Regions from separate parts of the Homo sapiens genome. Here region 1 is linked to region 2. Evidence: chromatin loops called from intact Hi-C (ENCODE). Cell type or tissue: natural killer cell. All regions are shown on one strand. Each heading gives the region's core, and the rest is flanking DNA. Links, peaks and the distances in the headings are about the cores only. Region 1 overlaps SLFN12L (schlafen family member 12 like). Region 2 holds the start of AP2B1 (adaptor related protein complex 2 subunit beta 1).

Region 1 (2,915 bases), core at 144-2,643, 65 kb before region 2:
ATGCACGCCTGTAGTCCCAGCTACTCGGGAGGTTGAGGCAGGAGAATTTGCTTGAACCCAGGAGGCAGCAGTTGCAGTGAGCCGAGATCATACCACTGCACTCCAGCCTGGGCGACAGAGCAAAACTCGGTCTCAAAAAAAAAAAAGTTGTCTCTACTAAAAAGTGACCATGGGACACTACACACAATAAGCATGTTTACTCTCCATGCACATGCACAACCCCCTCTCAGGAGTATTCATATCTCCTCCTATAACCTGCTGAATATATATACTGCCCAAGCCATTCAGCACAAATCCCTGTTCCATCCTCCCTTCTCTCAAAGTGCTGCCTTTCTGTCTAAGCTTCCCCCCAATCAGGATGGCCAGCCTGCAAGTTGTAACACTTTATAATAAATAAAATATCTTTTCTAAACTTATAAATTGTGTGATTTTTAAGTTGACAACCTATAACTCCAGCCTAACTATGAGAAAAACATCAGACAAACCCAAAAGGGACATTCTACAAAGTGCCTGAACAGGGCTTCTCAAAACTATCCAGGTCTTCAAAAATAAAGTCTGAAAAATTATCACAGATCCAAGGAAGCTAAGGAGACATAACTACTAAATGTCATATGGCATCCTGGATGGGATCCTGGAACAGACAAGCAGAGTAGGAGAAAACTGGGAAATCCAGATAAATTGCGGAGTTTAGTTCACAGCAATGTACTATGGTTGTGAAAAGTGAACCACAGTAATGTGGTAATGAAAGAGGGAACTGAGTGAAGGGTACACAGGAACTTTCTGTACTATCTTTGCAACTTTTCTGTAAGTCTATGAATATTTTAAAATAAAAAGTTAACTTAAATTTTAAAAGCATTTTGTTTTATTTTACCATGGCTGGGTGGATTTTCAGATCTTTAATAGAGTAAGTCCCAGCTAGCTAAAGCCAGATTGCAGAGATAGGCAGGCACCATCAAAACCCAATTGAGCCTGGCACAGTGGCTCATGCCTACAATTCCAGCAATTGGGGAGGCTGAGGCAGGAGGATCACTTCAGCCCAGGAGTTCAGGGATATGGTGAACTATGATCACTCCAGCTTGAGCTACATAATTGTTTTTACAAAAATATTTTTAAATTATCCAGGCATGATGGCAGGCAACTGGGTCCTAGCTACTCAGGAAGCTGAGGTGAGAGGATTGCTTGAGCTCAGGAAGTTGAGGCTACAGTGAGTCATGATGGTGCCACTGTACTCCAGCCTGGGTGACAGAGCAAGACTCTGTCTCAAGAAAATGAAAAATGACCCGAGTCGGTTTTCTTTAGCTAAAAAAGGTAGAAAATGGACACAGGAAAGGGAACATCACACACACCGGGGCCTGTTGTGGGGTGAGGGGAGAGGGAGGGATAGCATTAGGAGATATACCTAATGTTAAATGACGAGTTGATGGGTGCAGCACACCAGCATGGCACATGTATACATATGTAACAAACCTGCACGTTGTGCACATGTACCCTACAACTTAAAGTATAATAAAAAAAAGGTAGAAAAAATTACCCCATTGTGCTCTCCTAAACACAGTTTGTTGTCACAGATAATTTTACCACTTAATTTTCAAGGGACAAGGTGACTTAGCAGAGAAAATTAAACCCAGATTAAATAATACTTAGAGACATAAGGTCCAACTGCTTACCTGATGAAATTCCTCAGAAACTGACTTTCACAAATGTAGAGAATTCTGTGTGCCTCACAGTGAAACACATTCCTGATCTTCTCCATGATCTTCATGGCCATGATGGTCTTTCCTAAGCCAGGTAAGCCATGGACAAACAATTCTCTGTTCTTGTGGAAGCTTCTGGAGAATATCTCATACTGCTGGGCTGTGAGCAGATTTAAAACCTCATAGCTGCACAGGTCACTCAAGAGAGACCTGAAGCCGAGCAAGACAATCACGAGGGACTGCAGCAGGGCTTCCAATGTGCTGGGTGCCTGCAAAACTATAGGACGCAGGGTAATCCATCGGAGACACTGCAGCCTCCAAAGCCTCTGCGCTGCTCTCAGGACTCAGGCAGAGGACCTTGGCCCTGACACACACCTCCCCAGTGTAGCCCCCCATGTTCACCAGCTTCTGCTTCAAAGTAAGGGCAGTGCAAGTGCAGTAGTCCTGGCCCTGCCAGGGCTGTTCTATGCTATCAGCAGAGCATCACAGATGACTCCTGGCTTCTCCTGCAAATTCAGGTCCACAGCCTAGCTTCTAGAGAGGATCACAATTCCCCAGGAGAAAGGTTGGGTTTGCTTATTTATTAACTCCTCTAATCCTTCATTCTGTGAGGACAGCTCCTTCCAGAGGGATTCCAGAGTACATCGCAAATATCCTGGTAGCACTAGATGTGAAAAGAATGAGAAATTAGGGGAAGGAGAAGAATCATACTGATTATGACAATTAGTTATAATTAACTGATTAATATATTTGATTATTAATTACAGATATTTCAAATATTCTTCTATAAACATTATATTACAATTATAAAGGAAAAGAAGCTTTGAAATATCTGGTAAATCTCATCTAAACCCATGTGTTTATTATGCCTTTGACCTAACCTCTCTGAGACTTTGCTCTCTCATTTGTAAAACAAAACTAAGAATAGCACATTTCCTATGGAGAGGAATAAATGAAGTAACATAAAGAGTCTGGCTCATTGCAGCTGCTTGAAAAAGATGAGTCCTATTCCCCATCCCACTCTCAAAGTGCATGAATCTCAAAATGTCCCTGAACAGTCCCCACTAATGGGGGTAGCAGGAGCCTTCCCAGGAAGAAGGTACTCATTAGCACAATATTTGCGGAGAAGAGGAAGTTACGTAAAAGCTTTTATTGGCAGTTAATTTTCTTCAGTCCTCAACTAGGAGACCCTTGAAGCTATCTCTCCTGAAGCAGAATTGT
Region 2 (2,915 bases), core at 307-2,806:
TTCATTGTAGAACACTTTGAAAAATACAGAAAAATATTAGGAAGAAAAATAAAACTCTCACTATCCTGCAATAACCACTTTTAACGTTCTGCTGAATATCCAAGCTTTTTTTTTTTTTTTTTCTTTTGAGATGAGTCTGGCTTTGTTACTCAGGCTGGAGTGCAGTGGCGAGATCTGGGCTCATTGCAACCTCTACCTCCTGGGATCAAGCCATTCTCCTGCCTCAGCCGCCTGAGTAGCCGGGATTATAGGCGTGTGCCACCACCCCCAGCTAATTTTTGTTTTTTCAGTAGAGACAGGGTTTCACCACATTGGCCAGGCTGGTCTCAAACTCCCGACATCAGGTGATCCACCCACCTCAGCCTCCTAAAGGGCTGGGATTGCAGGTGTAAGCCACCACGCCTGGCCTATCCTAGCCTTTTTTTTCTATACATATATAGTCATACTGTATACTGTATTGTTTGGTGTCCTTTTTTTGCTTAACACTTTATGAATTTTCTGTCATAAAATATTCTATAACATTATGCAGCTATCTGATTTACCATAACTGTTTGCATTCTCTCACCTTATACCTGGCTTTCTAATTTCCCCTATTCCCCTATTTTAATAACAGAGGAAATAATAATACATGAGTATGTTATACAAAATTTTAATGTACTTCTGATCACTTTTTTAAGAATGAAGTTTTAAAATACTGAAACACTTTTTGACTCACAGAGTTCATAGGCAAAATGTGAGAAAAATCATCACTTTGCTCTCCATCCTTCCTTACACCCTGAAATTAACCTTAGGGACAGCTAGTTCATTTAACATCATCAATCTTGTTCTCCAGTTCCAGGTCCTGGAATCTAGCTCTTAGTGTCCGAAAGAAACTTACTTTTGTGTAAGCACACCTATTATATACTAGGCACTTTACCTAATTTATCTGGTTTAAACTTCACATGCCCGAGAGAGATACTATCATTGTCTTCATTTCACAGATAAGAAGGTTGATGAGACATTAACTGTCTCAGTCACATTCAGGGTAGGGATTCAAACTCACATCCAATGCCTCCTCAACCTCTTTTACGTGCAGCACTATCCTCTAGCCCCACTGCCCGTATATAGGCCTGGGCTATATCACCATTGTCCGCCCTTGAGCCTGGAAGGAAAATGAGCTGAGGGGTTTTGTTTTTTCAGAAAGGAACAGGATATTTCATCATCTCTATGTTTACGTTTTTCAGAGAATTTCTGTGCGAGGAAACAAATCCATTGTCAGCTTTTTAAAATATATCCCTTTGGAGTAGCCACTTAACATCCTCTGAGGCCCAGATGGGCTAGCTTGCCGGGACCAAAGGAAATCTTTGGGTCTGGAAGGCGACAAGAGATCACAGGCTTTCTAGGTCTACCGCGCACCCCGATGACGTCACGCGGCGACGTTCTCTGACGTCAGAGTTTCCTGCCCACCATCTTTGTCCCTGGCAAAGTGGGTTTTGCGCAGTGGCTTAGACCTAGAAAAGAATCGTGACGGGCAGGAAACCATTACACCACCACCTGGGCTGTGCTCTCCGGCTCCCGCCGCCACCCCCGCCCTCGCCTTCGCCTCCGCCTCCGGTGAGTTCAGGGCGGTTGCCTTTAGGGTGTGTCCCTAATTGACGGGGTCGGGGACGGAGAGAAGGGTAACACCAGGCTGGGTCGGAGACCGGCGGAGGCGAGGAAATCCTAAGAGCGTGACCGTTGATGATGCAGGGAACCGTCGGGTGTGACCATTGAGAGGGAAAAGGTTGGAGAAAGGGTCTCTACCATGATGCCTGTGGTGCGGTGAGGGAATCCTCGGGTGTGGCAGCAGGTAGTTGGGGGCAGGAGGGGAAGATGTGTTTCGGAATTGAGGGTTTAGGGGGACCAGAGGCCAGGGGTGTGGCTGATAGAGCCTGGAGGCCGTGGGGGGAACCGTCTTTCTTCCCCGCTCGGCGTCGTTCACTGAGAGGCTGAGACGTGTCCAGCAAGCCAAAGGGAAAAGGGATTCCCTCAAAGGTTTGCTCATTGATGGGCGAACGTCGTCTCTCGGGTAACTTGAGGGTAAGAGACAACCTCTTCCCTGCTCCGTAATGGAGGAGCATATCGCTAGAATCTTGACCACCTGGGGAAAGAAGAGGCATTCCTTACTCTTGGAGGAAGGAAAGAGTAACCTCCAGAATTGACCCGATGTAAGAGAGGGGGAAGCAAATGGGGGCAAATCTTAACCCAGCATCTTTTTTTTTTTTTTCTTTTTCTGGGCTCTGCAGTAATGGTCTGGTTTGGGAAAGGCTGTAGATTAAGCTGAAAGTAAAGAAACTGGAACGTCCTGTTATTTCCTTATCATTTGAATCCAAATCATTTGTTCATGCTGCTTGTTTTCAAGAGTAGTCTTCTATTGGAGGGGTGGGGTGGGGGGGGACAGGCCTTTATTGAACTCACGCGGATGCTTCATTAAACTTTTGACTTTTATTTTATTTTATTTTTGTATTTTTAGTGACAGGGTCTTACTGTGTAGCCCAGTCTGGTCTCGAACTCCTGGGCCCAAGCGATCCTCCCGCTTCGGCCTCCTAAAGTTTTGTGATTACAGGCGTGAGCCAGCGCGCCCAGCCAAACTTGACTTTTGAGAAGAAAAAATGTTTTGAAAACTGCCAAAGACTTATCATAACCATTGTGGTTTAAAAGAAAGTAAATGCATTAAGCTTAGAAAGGCAGAATGACTAAGAAAGAAGGTGGTCTCAATGAGAATCAATTTAAATGATTAGTTACCTTCCTTGTATACTTCAATTGCTTAGCCTCAGGGTACACTTACAAAGTAGTAATAGAAAGCAGCAGATGAAGGAGGTGCAGCTCTATAAGAAAACGTGTTAAGACATTCCAGTGATGACTAAGCGTGCTGGTAAGGTGAGAACTGTTTGCAG

The links. Peaks named below come from ENCODE experiments on the same cell type or tissue, not always from the same donor. Only the 100,000 strongest peaks of a DNase experiment are listed, where the experiment ranks them.
Region 1: it touches region 2 in a loop (4-fold over the local background); 5 of 110 quality-filtered maps call a loop at or near these places.

Annotation. Positions count from the first base shown.
Region 1 is chr17:35,520,612-35,523,526 of GRCh38, forward strand. It overlaps SLFN12L (schlafen family member 12 like), which reads right to left. Exons shown (of 5, transcript NM_001363830.2): 2 at 1,668-2,358. The coding sequence starts at 1,753. Among named protein-coding and RNA genes, the nearest start is that of SLFN12L, 16 kb to the right of the region's middle. In natural killer cell, for the core only: no CTCF peak of the experiment used is centred there; a DNase peak (open chromatin) is centred at 1,190; H3K4me3 peaks cover 381 bases; H3K27ac peaks cover 2,277 bases.
Region 2 is chr17:35,585,836-35,588,750 of GRCh38, forward strand. It overlaps AP2B1 (adaptor related protein complex 2 subunit beta 1), which reads left to right and starts at 1,487. Exons shown (of 22, transcript NM_001030006.2): 1 at 1,487-1,593. RefSeq lists enhancers at 1,294-1,463, 1,433-2,632, 1,894-2,003 and a silencer at 1,544-1,663. In natural killer cell, for the core only: no CTCF peak of the experiment used is centred there; a DNase peak (open chromatin) is centred at 1,476; H3K4me3 peaks cover 1,508 bases; H3K27ac peaks cover 1,831 bases.